Regions from separate parts of the Homo sapiens genome. Here region 2 is linked to region 1. Evidence: read pairs that join two places in POLR2A ChIA-PET (ENCODE). Cell type or tissue: Panc1. All regions are shown on one strand. Each heading gives the region's core, and the rest is flanking DNA. Links, peaks and the distances in the headings are about the cores only. Region 1 overlaps SMAD3 (SMAD family member 3). Region 2 overlaps SMAD3 (SMAD family member 3).

What was found. ChIA-PET counts read pairs that join two places held together with the same protein. Peaks named below come from ENCODE experiments on the same cell type or tissue, not always from the same donor. Only the 100,000 strongest peaks of a DNase experiment are listed, where the experiment ranks them.
Region 2: POLR2A ChIA-PET joins it to region 1 with 13 read pairs; 6 of 35 experiments call an interaction of 5 or more read pairs at or near these places.

What each region holds. Positions count from the first base shown.
Region 1 is chr15:67,180,815-67,186,000 of GRCh38, forward strand. It overlaps SMAD3 (SMAD family member 3), which reads left to right. Exons shown (of 9, transcript NM_005902.4): 6 at 427-639; 7 at 3,913-4,050. Among named protein-coding and RNA genes, the nearest start is that of SMAD3-AS1, 36 kb to the left of the region's middle. In Panc1, for the core only: no CTCF peak of the experiment used is centred there; no DNase peak of the experiment used is centred there; H3K27ac peaks cover 4,406 bases.
Region 2 is chr15:67,086,781-67,097,216 of GRCh38, forward strand. The region is part of intron 1 of SMAD3 (SMAD family member 3); the gene reads left to right. Among named protein-coding and RNA genes, the nearest start is that of SMAD3, 26 kb to the left of the region's middle. RefSeq lists enhancers at 2,708-3,225, 3,226-3,742, 4,309-4,398, 7,104-7,874, 10,190-10,239. In Panc1, for the core only: no CTCF peak of the experiment used is centred there; no DNase peak of the experiment used is centred there; H3K4me3 peaks cover 1,151 bases; H3K27ac peaks cover 5,000 bases.

The DNA.
Region 1 (5,186 bases), core at 1-5,000:
AGGTGTGGCCTGCCCCACAGTGAGTACACGCAGTGGCTGTCCCAGGTTCATCCAGGTACTGGGTGGCCCCTGGTCCTCTTCAGGTTTGGCCCAGCCCCTCCTTGAAGACTCCTTCCATCCAGTCAAGGCCAAGCAGGCGGGGCAGGGCCTTTATGAGCTAAATAAATAAATAAATAAATAAATAAATAAATAAAAAGAGAAATCAATGGCCCTTTACACACAAGGCTGATGGAATCTCCTCCAGACACCTGAGCATCTTGTTCTGGTGGCTCTTGCCAGTTTTATACGATAAAAGGCATGGGGTAGGGAGATTATAATCCCTCTGAAATGCGGGGAAATGGTTTTCCAGAGTGTCCATGGGACCCCATCGAGGGAGCATGGGGCTTGGGACACCCAATGACCCAGTAGCCCACCCTGTGTCCACAGACCTGCAGCCAGTTACCTACTGCGAGCCGGCCTTCTGGTGCTCCATCTCCTACTACGAGCTGAACCAGCGCGTCGGGGAGACATTCCACGCCTCGCAGCCATCCATGACTGTGGATGGCTTCACCGACCCCTCCAATTCGGAGCGCTTCTGCCTAGGGCTGCTCTCCAATGTCAACAGGAATGCAGCAGTGGAGCTGACACGGAGACACATCGGTATGGGGTGGCTCCATTCCCCGCCCCCCCACCCTGCCCCTGCCACTCTATCCCACCCCCAGCCCCAGGCCTGAACACACAGCCTCTGAAGGGAACCTTGCGTCCATCCTTAGCTGTGCTCTGCCTCCTGCTGGGCATGGGGGAAGACTCACTGCCCCAGCAAGTCCCCTACACTCTCTGTTGCCCTGTTTAGGGGCCAGACAGGTAGTGTTCAGGCCACTTGATCATTCCCACTCAAAGATATAATCTCAGAAAATCTGGAAGCCACAGAGGAAAATAGTTCATCTAAGGGATCAAGAAGGGAACGTCTATGAGAAAGGCAACATATGAAATCTATTTTTTTTTTTTTTTTGGAGACAGAGTCTTGCTTTATCCAGGCTGGAGTGCAATGGCACAATCTTGCCTCACTGCAACCTCTGCCTCCTGGGTTCAAGCGATTCTCCTGCCTCAGCTTCCCAAGTAGCTGGGATTACAGGCACCCAACCACCACGCCCAGCTAATTTTTGTGTTTTTAGTAGAGACGGGGTTTCTCCATGTTGGCCAGGCTGGTCTCGAACTCCTGACCTCAGGTGATCCACCTGCCTTGGCCTCCCAAAGTGCTGGGATTACAGGCGTGAGCCACCGTGCCTGGCTGAAATCCTCTAAATAAAAATACTCTGAAAGTACAGATGGATAGGTTGATAAGTAGGCAGTCATTGTTGGAAGAGTGATCTTCTCTTATTTTCATGTATCATTATTCTAAACAATTTAGAAAAGGTAGAAAAGAATTGTCCACTATCCAAACACCACTACTGTGAACCTTCTGCCTTCTAGCCCCCAGAACATAAGTAAAAGATGACTTTGTGAGTTTAAGGAAGATGAAGCTGTGTTACGCATCACTTGGTTTGCTTATGAAGTTATCAAGCTTAGAGGATTTTACGATCCAGAATCACAACTGTCAGAACTTAGAAGGGCTGTAGAGAGATGGCAGAGTGAGGTTTTCTCAGACCTTGTCCTGGAGCCCCAAGGGTTGGCAAAGGGTTCCTGCGGCAAACTCAGGAGGTGGGCAGGTTAGCAAAGGGAAGCCTGGTCCCACGTGAACCAGGGCACCTCTGCACTCGCTTGCTTTATATCTCGGGCTCTCACAGAAGACTTCATTTGAAGAGAGGATTGATTCTGTAGTGAAGAGAAGAAAAGTTTGGAGGCCATGGGCCTAGGTCTGTGCTCTCATTTTCTAGGAAAGGGACCTGATGTCTAGGGGGTTGGGGAGGGTAGGGAACGGCTCTGCAGAGACCTCATTGTCAGTGACAGACAGCCACCACTACCAGACCTGTTGTTCCCATTTCGCTTTTTGTTTTTTACTTCAAAAAAGATACTTATTCTGGGTGGCATACCACTGTTTGATTGATTGATTGATTTAGAGATAGGGTCTTGCTATGTTGCCCAGGCCCAGTCGCAAACTCTTGGGCTCAAGCTATCCTCCCATCTCAGCCTCCTGATTAGCTGGGACAATAGGCATATACCACTGCAACTGGCTTTTTTCTATATTTTATTAAAAAAAAAAAAAAATATATATATATATATATATATATATATATATTTTTTTTTTTTTTTTTTTTGGAGCGGGGAGACCAAGTCTCGCTCTTGTCTCCCAGGCTGGAGTGCGATGGCACAATCTTGGCTCACTGCAACCTCCACCTCCCAGGTTCAAGTGATTCTCCTGCTTCAGCCTCCTGAGTAGCTGGGATTACAGGCATGTGCCACCACACCTGGCTAATTTTTTGTATTTTTAGTAGATATGGGGATTCACCACGTTGGCCAGGCTAGTCTCGAACTCCTGACCTCAGGTGATCTGCCCGCCTCAGCCTCCCAAGGTACTGGGATTACAGGTGTGAGCCACCATGCCCGGCCTATTTTTTTAAGTTACTGAAACGAAACAAACATTTTTGGTCTGGGTCTTCGCATCCCCACCTCTGCCTTCTGCTCTTACTGACATGATACAGTTGTGGACAGCCAGGAAGTCATCCCTCCTGTGGACTCTGAGCCACCAGCACCCTGCAGAACTAAAGCCAGAAAAAATGGGGAGTGGTTGGAGGAAGGGGACAGTAGTGGGAATAGGAGGCAGGACAGGGGACATCCAGTGATGCATGGGTCGGTCACCTCGTGTTCATCCTACCGGATGCTGGGCCTGTAATATCTGGCTCCGTGTTCTGACCTCTGAGCTTCTTCCCCAGGAATGGAGCAGAGACTTTGCCATGCAGGAGAAGGGACCATCCCCTGGCCGAGCAAAGAGCTCATTGTCAGAGTTTACGCAACTGTTTGAGTTGCAGAGCCAATTTAAAAATAATTTCTGTCCATCTGGAGTGGATTTAAGAGATGAAAGAAAAGTAAATGATATAAACCTCTGGAATGTTTTAGAAAAATGCATTGAGGGAAGAAAAAAATAAGGGCATAGCGTTAAACCATCCCTGCAATAAAGGGCTCCTTGGGGTGTCTGCTGCATCAGAAGGAGCCCTGCAGGTTTACTGAATGAATCTCTGAATCTTGGAGTGTGAAGAGACCAAATAATAGTGGGGTAGTAGTAGCAGTAGCAGCAAGAAAAGCTGACACCAGGCACTTACTGTGTGTCTCACAGTAATCCTGCAAGGGTAGAGGTTATCATCATTCCCTTTTTTTTTTTTTTTTTGGAGTTAGGGTCTCACTCTGTCTCCCAGGCTGGAGTGCAGTGGTGTGATGGGAGCTCACGGCAGTCTTGAACCCCTGGGCTCAAGCAATCCACTCACCTCAGCCTCCCAAGCAGCTAGGACTACAAGGATATGCCACTATGCCCAGTTAATTAAAAAAAAAATGTTTTTGTAGAGATGAAGTCTCATTACATTGCCCAGGCTGGCCTTGAACTCCTGGCCTCAAGTGATCCTCCCACCTTGCCCTCCTAAAGCTCTGGGATTATTGGTGTGAGCCACCGCGCCTGGCCCCCATCCCTATCGTAGAGACAAACGAAGACTCAGAGGGTGAATAACTTGACTGAGGCCCATGCCTACTCAGTGGCAAAGGCTGTCACTGAGACCTATCCTGTGTGCCCATCTCTTGTCATCTGCCTCCCTTGGCTTTAGGAATCCGGCAGTGCCCATTTCCCCTACTTTAGGCTTGGGCTTTGGGGCCCGTTTGCCTGGGGAAGCTGGCAGTCACTGGGAGCAGCTCTGCTGTTCTGCCTCCTTTGCGAGCCTCAGGTGGCCCCAGGGCCATTGTGTGTGAGCAAAGGCACCCTGTCCAGTCTAACCTGAATCTCTGTAGGAAGAGGCGTGCGGCTCTACTACATCGGAGGGGAGGTCTTCGCAGAGTGCCTCAGTGACAGCGCTATTTTTGTCCAGTCTCCCAACTGTAACCAGCGCTATGGCTGGCACCCGGCCACCGTCTGCAAGATCCCACCAGGTAAACGAGCCGCACAGGCACCCCTGCCTTGAGGTCCCTCTCCGAGTGCATGCCTAGGATGCTGGAGAGAGTCCACCTTTCTCACCTTTTCTGCTCACTCATGATTGCGTTGTCAATCTGGAGGTGATTGGATTAGGTTTTCTCTATGCCCACAGATCTAACTGTGCTTTCCCTGAACTTCCAGGGAGCAGATGTAGCATCTGATAGGTCTGCCTTTAACCTGTGGGTACCTGCCTGTTGCCCTGTGCGTAGATGCTCAGGCAGTATGGCTTCCTTTCTTCACTCATTCATTGCACAAACAGCATGCAGGGCTCTGTGCCAGGTGCTGTAGGGGATGAAGAGGTAGATGCGGCCCTGCTCTGCCCCCGCAGACCTTACAGGCCTGCAGAGCACAGAAGACAAAGACACGGATGAGTTCAATATAAGGGACGGGTGCCAAGCACCAAGCCAGCAGCCCAGGTAGAGAGAAGGCCCATTTAGCTGTTGGGATGGATCAGGGAAGTCTTCATGGAGGAGAAACATCCGGATCCTGAAGGATAGGTAGGCACTAGGCACAGGGAGGGCATTCTAGACAGGGGGAGCAGCCCAGGCAAAGGGCCTGAGGTAATGGAGGGCAGGACATGGATGGGTAGCTCTCTGGCTGGAGGAGGGTCATGTATGAGACCGTCAGGGGAAATGTTTCAAAAGCACAACAGCATGAGGCCGTGGAAGGACACCAGAGAGTTTGACTCTAGGGAACTGCTGAGGGTTTTCTGAGTGAGCCTGAAAAATCCCACCTGTACCCCAAGAAGAGGTGTCAGGCTGCACCCCCGAGAGTGGTTTGGACAGGGCCACGCCTGGACAGCAAGATCAGGCAGGTGGCTGATCCCATCTAAGGCCTCTTTCCTCAGGAAACCAAGGCAGAAAGCCCCAGCCAAAGTCCACTTTTCACAGGACGTGCAGCCACTGTGTAGGCAGCCCACAGAACATGGCCTGTGACAGACTAGTGGAGCAGGTAACCTGGCCAGGCCATTGCCTGTGGCACGTGTGTGGCATGCCCCTTCCTGCCCACTGAGTAGCAGATGGTAGTGGAGAAGTGGTAGACCACAGGCAGGGGAAACTTTAGAATGCAGAAAGTCTGAAATGATAATAGCACA
Region 2 (10,436 bases), core at 1-5,000, 94 kb before region 1:
GGATCAGAAGACAGAGCATGGAGAGTGGAATGGGACACATGGATCAAGGAACGTGGACCTGAGCAAGCAAAAGCAAGTCACTCGGGTCCCACTATCACATTGCATATCTTCTCCTTTTTTTTTTTTTTTTCTGAGACGGAGTTTCGCTCTTGTTGCCCAGGCTGGAGTGCAGTGGTGCGATCTCAGCTCACTACAACCTCCACCTCCCAGGTTCAAGCGATTCTCGTGCCTCAGACTCCCAAGTAGCTGGTATTACAGGCGCCTGCCACCACACCTGGCTAATTTTTAGTAGAGATGGGGTTTCACTATGTTGGCCAGATTGGTCTTGAACTCCTGACTTCAGGTGATCTGCCCACCTCAGCCTCCCAGAGTGCTGGGGTTACAGGCATGAGCCACAGCACCAGCCTCTTCTCCTTTCTAACGTGATGTCAGTGTCTCTGGGAAGCAGCCTTAGTTGGCACCTCACTGGCAGCAAGAATGACTTCATGTTCTTGCTCCCATGAAAATTCTCTGCTTTCAGGAATACACTTTCCTCTAGGTTTTTTCTTTGTCTGCAAGTGGGGGGGTGTTCTTTGCCAGATCCCTGCTTTGATGATTACCATCTGCCCACCTGAGTTTCCTGCATAGTTTCAGTTGGAAACTCTTTTCTCTTTGGACCCTAAGATACCGTGTAATAGGATTGTTCTTGGTTTCAGTAGGCACCTGGCACCCTCTCAGCTGTGGCTGCATTTCAGGTATGGATGGGAGTGATTATCTGTGCATCAGAAAACTCAAGATTGTCATGTGAGCAAGTTGTGTGATCATCAGTAAATGCAGAGCTGGCTTTGTTAGGCCCTGGTTGTGGCCAAGGCTTTCCTTTCCCGGCGGGTGATTATTCCAGATTTCATGGTCACTAGCTGAGTGTAATCAGGAGCAGATAAGAAAGCCCTGTATAGAGCAAAGTATGCATTTCTTAAGGTGGTGGGGGAGGTGGCAGAGGCATTATATAGACGTGTGTGTTTGTGCATGTGTTTAAAAAAAGACTTATATTTTCTGGGCAGCAGAACTTAAGTTTCCAGTAAACATCTCCTCCCTTTTTACTTTACCTTTTAATTTTGTGTTTATGGTCTCTGTGCTTTGAAATTGTTTTTGCTGTGATGCCAGCCCTGCCTGAAATGGGTGGAGCAAGCCAAGCCCTTTGGAAGCCATGGTTTAGATCAGAGTTCTTGTACTGACATGGCCCAGCTGATTGACAGCTCAGATGTGATCACTCCGTCTCAACTAGAAGAATAAAAATAAAAACCTTGAGCTGGAGCGGAGAGGGGTCACACATTTGTTAGTTTATCCCCTACTCTCACCTTTATCGCAGGAGGAGTGATAAAGTGCTGCTGTGTGTAATTCTGGTCTGGGGTTGGTTTTCTGTAGTCCCAAACCTGGGACTAATTCTCCCTGGAGCCCGTGGCCCAGAAGATGGGTGCACAGTAGGGTTACTTGATGCTAAACGGCTTTCCCGATAGACTTGGGATCTCACTGTTCTTGTCTTAGCTTTACTTGTTGGGTTGGAGGAGGTGAGGTGGGTGGGCAGGGGCCTAGGGAAGCCCACTATAGAAACACTGGGACAGAGAATCCAGCCCAGGCTAGGTGAGAGCATCTGCCAGTGTGAAAACACGTGGAAGCGGGGGAGGCAGGCGAGAAAAGCTGTGGGAGAAAACCTCACAAATGCAGCAAAGCTGCCCAGGGCCCAAGCGGTGGGGCGGTAGCGAGGGAAACACAGTGGTGTTTGGCTGCTGCTTCACACCACTTTTAATTCAGCGCTGCTAGGAAGGCTATTTCAGAATGCTCCCGAGTGGGAGGGGGCAGCTGCTCTAGGGTGGGAAGGGGATGCTAAGGCCGGGTGCGGTGGCTCACGCCTGTAATCCCAGCACTTTGGGAGCCGAGGTGGGCGAATCACGAGGTCAGGAGTTCGAGACCAGCCCGACCAATATGGTGAAACCCTGCCTCTACTAAAAATACAAAAATGAGCCAGGTGTGGTGGCGGGTGCCTGTAGTCCCAGCTACTCAGGAGGCTGAGGCAGGAGAATCACTTGAACCCAGGAGGCAGAGGTTGCAGTGAGCTGAGATCACGCCACTGCACTTGAGCCTGGGCAACAGAGCCAGACTCTGTCTTAAAAAAAAGGGGGTGCTGGAGAGCATGTGGGGTGGATAGGGCTGACTAGAGACCTTTGTCAGGGTGACCTTTCTCCAGAGAGCCCAGTAGGCTCAGAAGGAAGGTCCCTCAGCACCCTGGCCCACACAGTTCCAGGGAGACCCCAAATAAAGCATTTGCACAAACAGTCCTGAGTGGAGCACACCTAGCCGCCTTCTCTTGCAAAGTGGGCCTTTAAAAAAGGGGTGTATGGCTGCTTAGTTCTGAAGAGGCCAGGCTAGGAGACCCCAGAGGGACACCCAGAAATCCCAGATATACCTCCTCCATCTGCTCTGCCTGCCAGATGACCCTTGCTACTTTACTGTTTTTTCTTTGAGCCTCTTGGTGATCTTGAATAGCAGAAAAATGAGCCAAATTTCCTTCAATCTATGCCAGTCTTCGTCCTCAGCCTCCCGGTGGGGTGATGAGTCACACCAGTGGGAAAGTGCACTGTATACTTGGTCATGTGCAGAGCACCTTCCCATTGGTTTATCTTTACAACTGCCCTGGGTGGAGACATGGCAAGGTGGTCCTATCCCTATTTTGCAGGTGATCAGGCACAACTTACAGTTAGCGCAGGAACAGGGACTGAGGCCAGCCCTCAGTTCTTTGACAGAGTTCTTTGTCTACACTGTGTTGCCTCAGAAAAAAATGCCCATGGGGAGTGTGTGTGCGTGGGCATGTGTGCTCTCCTCGTGTCCCTCAGAAAAGAATGAATTCTTTTCCAACTGATGTCACTGGGAAAGGGGGACACCACTACTTTCCTGCGTACTGCACTTTACAGTTTACAAAGCACTTTCCCACACGTCATTTCGTTTCATCTCCCTGACAGTCCCTGGAAGTGGGTGCTAGTCTGGATGAGCAGGCGCAGACTTGGAGAGGCTGAGGGACTTGGCCCAGGGCATATAGCTAGGAAGCGGCCAGGCAGTAAGTGGGTAGCACCACTGCATGTTGGGGGTGGGGAAGCATGAGCTGGATGGAGCATTCGGTGGTCTAACCAGTGGCCAGCAGTAGTGTTGGGGTTTGCTGCCCTCACCTCTGAAGCCACACAGGCTCCTGCTTCCTGAGGTCACCCTCTCCTGGAGGGCTGCCCCCGCATGGGAGTGTGGACAAGTGTGCACGAGGGGGAGGCACACCCAGGCCGAGTGGAACACCACCCTAAGGGGGTGGTGACAGGTGGCACTGGGAGTGGCTGGAGTCGGGGTTCACCTTACTCAGGGTCAGGGCTTCCCATTTTGCAGGACTGAGAGGTGGACTCTGAAGGAATGCAGTGCTTAGAATCTTGGTGCCTCTCCTGGGGTGGTGGGAAGAGCAGGGAGTCTCGAGTCCGATTTTGCCAAAAATCCCAACTTTCCTGCTGAGTAGCTCATGAGACAGGCATTTCACCTCTCTGAACTTCAACTTGGGGGTACTCAGATTTCCTTCAGAGGCTGTGAAAGAGTCCCCTGCCACAAGTTACTCCTCTGTTCAGAAGTGACTTGACTGATCATCTAGCCCAACCCCATCATTGACAGCTGGGGGAAACTGAGCTCCTGAGCGGGGCAGTGACTTGCGCAAGTCATTTGTTGGGAAGAATGGGGCAGGATGATGATGATGTCCACTTCTTGGGGACGATGGGGCAGGGTGGTAAACACTTCTCAATGCTTGCTTATGGGCTCTGATGTGAACCACTCACTATAGGCTGAATCCTGGTTTTCCAAGTGTTTAGAGGCTGAGCTGTTGTCCCCTGGGATTTTGGAAGGTAGACTCACATTTCACTGAAAGCCCTAGATGCTTCTCCTTACTGCAGTTCCCCTCCCCAGCACTCCCATCTCCCTGTTTTCTGGGGATTTAAATCAGCTTTGACTTGGGTCTGAAAGTAACCCGTGACAGCAGTAAGCCTCTCGATCTGTTGTTTGCAGTGTTTCAGCTAAAATATTATAAACAGACCACCAAACTGTGTTTGGTCCAAGGCCAAGCCCCTCCCTCCCTACTTGAACACTTGATTACCTGCTGCAGGGTTGCGTCTTGAGCTCCGAGGAGGAAACTGTTTATTTCAGGGCTGTTAGAGTGCAGTGCAGGAATCCAGGAGAATTTATTGTATTGTTACCATCTGGTTTCATGGAGTCTGTTTCTTTTGATTTTAATTGTGCCCTCTGGAGAGAAAGATCCTCGAAATGGTGGAAAAAGAAGATACCACCTTCCTCCCTGCCCTGCCCATGCCCTGGCACACACATTGCTATGGTGCATGGTGGGCATGGCTGAACCAAGTCCCCTTATTCTTTGAACATCTTTGCGTATTATTCCTGCTCCCCCAGCCGTCTCCAGGCCCCAGTCTCCTCTGGAGGGATTTCCCAGATGGCTTCCAGGCCAGAGCCTGACAGGAGAGATAGGACCTGCCTCCACGGTAACAAATGGCTGAAGGCGGTTTGGGGTGTTGCCAGTAGCCTGCCCTTCCGCAGTGGCTAAGGATCCGGTGTTGCGGTGATACATGATGTGACCTCTTCAACCAGTGAGTCACTCACCCCCAGATAACCACCCGGTACTTTCAGGGGAAACCGTTGTATCATTGTGGCTGTGGCCATGGTTTCTCCAAAATAAGGTGTTTTTAGAAATGAAAGTACAGGGATTGGTTTCCTTAGATTCATTGTCATGGATTCATAGTTCCCCAACCTTTTTCACGTAAAGACTCACCTCTGTTTCCTCTTAAATTGTACATTTGGTGTCTGTTTTATATATTAATAATAACTGACACTCTTCTAAAGTTTTTTGGGGAAAGAAAACATAAGTTTACCAAGCTCTCAATTCTAGAAGGTAATAGCCTTCTAGAATTGTCCATTTGCATAAGCATTTTTATGCTTATTGCTGTAATCAGTGTGTCAGTCAAACGGGAAGGAGGAACTACATCAGGTATTTAGCACAAAGGGAATTTAATACGGGACCTTGGTTACACAGGTGATAAAGCAGCTGAGAAGCCACAATGGGAAGGTGAGGTGACCCAGAACTTGGAGGAAGCCGCTGCCTTTAGGCTGGAGGGACAAAGGGAACAGGTGGTGTTCCCAGAGCCCAGGGTTGGGGTCACCAGTGGGCCTGTCTAGAGCAGTTGCAGCTGCTTCTAAAATTGCCGACCCAAGGTAGAAAAGGAGAGAGGGGAGAAACACTGTGGCCTCTCCCTCCCTCCTACCCACTACTTGCTGTGAGAGCCTCCTATTATTTAAACCCTGCTGGAGGCCTCCTGATCTGGAGCCTGGAAAGTCAGGGCTCAGCCCCAGGGAGGACACAGCAGAGCACAGGAAGATGAGGGATGGATCAGAGGGCAAACTGGACTTGGACCAGCACAGGGTGCAAGCCTGATGCTCTAATTTTATATTTTATCAGCATTTTCTTATATGTGGCTTTCATAATTACACATATTTTATCAAGTAGATGAACCGCATTTAACCATTCCCCAGCTGTTAGGTGAACACTTTAAATTACTATAAATCAGCAGTTCTCAAAGTGTGGCCCTGGGCCAGCAGCGTCAGCATCACCAGGGAACTTACTAGGAATGCAGAGTCTCAGGCCCCGCCCCCAGGCCTCTTGGATCAGAAACCCTGAGGGCGGTCCCAGCAGTCTGAATTTTGTACACTCTCCGAGGGCTGCTGATGTGCATTTGAGCTTGACAATCATGATTATAGGCAATGATGCACCGTGTGGAAGCTGGGGGCAGGATACTGAGGAGGGTGCTGGGGGTAGGAGTGGTGGAGGGAGTTTGTCCAGGGGAATGTGGTGTAGCGGAAAAGGCACAGGACTGGTAGGGCTGTGCCCCTTTAGGCCCAAGCCTGCCCTTGCTCTTAACCTCTTAATGGGTTTCTTCTTTCTTCTGTTAAACAGCTAAAAATATCAAATCATGGGGTTGCTGTGACGGTTAAATGTAATAACAGGCACGATGTTCCATATATGTTGGGTCTTCTGGAGCTTTGGGGAAGGAGGTGTGGCAATAACAGCCAGCTTCTGCATCATGGAAAATGGCCCCCATGCCCATCCCTGAGTTGTGTGGTCTGAAAATCAATGATGAACACTTAGGAGGCTTGTAGCCTGCTTTGAGTCAACAGGAAGACTGGACTTGAGAGTTTGGAATCTATAGTCTAACTTCCCTTCCTCACCCTGTCTTTGTAAATGGTGCTCATCTAACCCTACAGTTACTATCTTTTCACTCATGTCTAGCCACTTGTTAGAGGGGAAGGAACCCTGGTGTCAGGACAGGACTCCTGGCTCCCTGAGCTTGCTGTGTATTCCGGGGCATATCCTTAACCTCTCTGAGATGTACTTTTCTTATCTGTAAAACCTCTATGTTGATGCAAATCAGGTGCGATGATGGACGCAAAAACTGCCTTGAACACCTTAGCGGGCCTGTGAATATAAAGCCTTCAGGATCCACACCTCTGCCAGGGCCCACACCAGCCTCGCCACCTCGGTGAGCCTCTCATTCCACTGCCAGTGCAGGGGTGCATAATCAGGATTTGCCAGTGGAGGTAGGAAGGGTGGCTGGATTGTGACTGTCACGCTCCTGGCATCAGATGATACTGGTAGCAAGCTAGGGTCGTCTGTGCACTTTGCTCTCTCTCAGTCTTCCCAGCAGCCCTGTCAAGCGGGGAGTCTAGCAAGAAGTGGCCAAGGCGCAGATCATTTAAGAGGAAGGATGTGAGCAAACTGGATCCCAAGGGGACAGACAGAGGCCCACTTTGCCTCAGAGTCCAGAGAGCTGCTGCTGCTAAGAAGGGAAAGAGGAACTGGGTCGGGGTGCCTGCTGACTTGCAGCGCTGTGTTGGCATGCGAGGTAGCACTGGTTGGGAGGCGGTTACCTGAAGGAAGCAAAGGCAGCTGGTGGTTCCTATCTTCTTGCCTCTGGCAGCACCTAAAAGAAGCCTCTTGGGCCAATGAGAGGATGGACTGTCCCCCACCTGCAGAGTTCTGTGAAGTGGTGCGGACGTCTTTGTTGATCTCATTTGGTGCCTCCCCCTGTTGATGGCTGAGGAAGCCAAGGCTCTGAGAAGGCACATGGTTTACCCGAGGGGACACAGGCAAGGAATCTGAACCCGGATTGCATTTTCTGTTTTAGGGCTCTTTGTGTGACCACGGTGCTTCCCAGGCCCACACTTCCAGTGTTCCAGGCCCTTGACCACCAATCCTGTGGAGGGGTCCTCAGGGCAGGCAGTGGGACCACCTGAGGCCTGCGTGGGGTGGCCTGTGGTGTGAGGGACCCAGGAAGTCAGCCTGCACCTCGGCGAGTCAGAAGATGTGGCCATCCACCAACCATCAGATGTTCCCCTACGCTTAGGGCTGTGACCAGAAGTGGCATCAAGATGGGAGGCGAAGCTTCTGGGACCAGAGAACCAGCTGCTCCTGTTCATCCTGCTTTTGGGTGAATAGCTGATGCTCTGGGCCCCTCATCCCACCATCCCACCCCGTGGCTCCTCCTGAGCAGGGCTGAGGGCATTTACCTGGCTGCCTTCTAAAGCAGACTTGGCACGAGACAATCTTATTCAAACTCTGCTCAAAATTGCTACCCTGAGGAGAGGGCTGTGACCAGGCAGGACGGGGTGTGATAACATGGAACGCAGGGCCTGCTGGAGCAGGCCCTGATGAGTGTAAATAACTGTGTTAGAGGCAGGACCTGAGCTTTTCACTCCATAAATATATATTACTTCTAATGTGGCCAGGGCCGAGCTGAAGATCATAATTATGTGAGATCTGCTTTACAGGCATTTAGGGAAATGCGTGGGGCTGCACTGATGTAGGCAAAGATGTGGCCACATACATTTAACGTGTCTCAGAGGAGCCTTTGCTTTAACCCTTTAATCAGACCCTTCCAGGGTGCTCCTGACTTGATGTTCCAGAGCGTTTGGAGTCAAGAGTTGCACTCTTTTTTCTTGCATTAAATGCACTTGAGTTTTAACCCAGTCTCTGGGCGGATGGCAGGGCTGCATGAGGGGGTCTCCGTGGATGTGGATAAGTCCAGAGAAGTCAGCTGAGCTGACTGGGCAGGTCTTGGGTAAGTCACGCCACTTCCCTGAGCCTCAGTTTCTCCAGCAGTAAAATGTTACCTGTCTGTTAGGGTTGTAAGATTGAGTCAACATATGTACAAGGCATTGCTTAGTGTTTACCACCTTGCTGTGAGCTGGTAAATGGTTGGTTGGTCCCTTCCTCTCCCCTTGGTGTTAAGCATATCAAAAGATGGCTGCGTGCTCACCTCCCCTGCTTTACTGGGTGGACAAAGGAGCTGTCACACAGTGTGGCAGCCTTAGAAAGGTTAAAGAAGGCCAGTGAAGTCTTCTGGCTCATCTGGTCCTGAGGTGGGTGAGCATTAAACCCAGATCCTTTTTGTGTTTCAGTATTGGATCCTTTGGCCGTCATATCTGAGACCCAGGGCCTCAGAGTGTGGGGTCCTAACCTAATTTGGCTTTGGGTGAACTGGCCAGCAAATGGAAGGATGGCTGTGGAAGTGTGTCTTGAGCCTGTCCTTACACAGGTGTGGCTGTCATCAAGGCCATCTTCATGGGCACGTGACGAGTACAGTCACATAGAGTTCATGCTCAGGAGGGCCCTATGCTTGGTTTAATGCTCTGCTGTCACCAGCTTGAAATCCTTTTTTTTTTTGTTATTGTTGCCCAAGCTGGAGTGCAATGGCTCAATATCGGCTCTCTGTAACCTCTGCCTGCGGGTTCAAGTGATTCTCCTGCTTCAGCCTCCCGAGTAGCTGGGATTACAGGCACCTGCCACCACACCCAGCTAATTTTTGTATTTCTTTTAGTAGACGTGGGGTTTCACCATGTTGGCGAGGCTGGTCTCGAACTCCTGACCTCAGGTGATCCAGCCTTGGGCTCCCAAAGTGCTGGGATTACAGGTGTAAACCACTGCATCCGGCCCATCTTGAAATTCTTAATAATTTTCTCTTTGACCTAGTGTTTTGGAGCATGAGCATGGATAGAGGAGATGTGGGCAGCATGTGCCCATTGAGCCTTCTGCCCCATTCACATGTAGCATTTGAGCACAGACTTCTGCCGGACCTACAATGTGGGGGAGTTGAGTGAGAGTCAAAGTGAGTGTGAGATGTCACATCTGCGACTGAGTAGCAGGGGCCCTGACAGTCCTGATGCTTTCCATCTAACTGGAACTTGTCTTGGTTGTAGAAAGAAGGCGATGACATTCTAAGAAACATCAACGACCAAAGAACCCCATCATATCCTTTATTACTCACGTCACTTCCCTGACACCAACCACTTATATTGAAAATGATGACGGAAGAAGGGAAAGGAAAGATAGGGCACCCATATTGCCTTTTCCTTTCAGATCTTCCTTACTCCTCAGGCAGCATAAAGAGTGAGGTAGAATGGACACATAGCGAGAAGTGAAGTAAAAACGATTGAGTTAGCTTTATGGATGTTTCTCTGGTTCTGGTACATCACAAAATGCACATCCAAGTCCTAAAATACAATTCATGTAATGTTGGTGATTCCACATACTAGTTAAAGGCTTTTTATATTTGCAGTTAAAACTGGCATCACACAATATAAATAGGAGTGGTAAAATTCATGCTAATTCATGTAATTTAAAATTTTAATGTTGCTTTACTTAGAATAATATTAAATAGCAAATTAAAAATACCATGACACATCAAGAGAGAGACTGTGGAGGAAAGAGAAAAAGCTTTCTATTTTAGTACCATGATTGATACTTTTTTTTTTTTTGCCTTTTGCACAAAGGGTTCCATATTTTCATTTTGCACTGGGCCCCACAAATTATGCAGCCAACCCTGACTGGCATCCTGGGGCTGGAGGTCTCAGGCTGGTCTTGCACGTGCAGCCTCTAGATCCCTGGTCTGCTCACATTGTCTCCTGGGTTGCGGAGCTAAGAAGCATCATATAGGCAAGTGAGCATGTGTGCTTGCTCTGAAGATTCCAAGCTTCCAGGTGGTGGTGGCTCTGTTGATAGAGATAAAAAGTTGAGGAATTTCAGAGGCTACAAACATACTCTTGTTGAAGGTGCTTTGGGGGTCTCCTGAGCATTTACTTTTGTGAATTTTTGGGCAGCCTAGTATAGAGGTGATCCAGCAGTAAGCTGAGAGAGAGGCCCTAGTTTGACTCTTAACTCAGGCATGGTCTCCTTGGGTGAGTCATTTCTTCATCAGGCAGTCCTCAGTCTTTTGGTTGCAGTGTAGTTGTTAAAAATGTGGGTACTTGGAGGCTGAATTCTTGGGTCAAATCTTATCTCCATCTCTCTGTCCTTTTTTTGTGGTTTTTTTTGTTTGTTT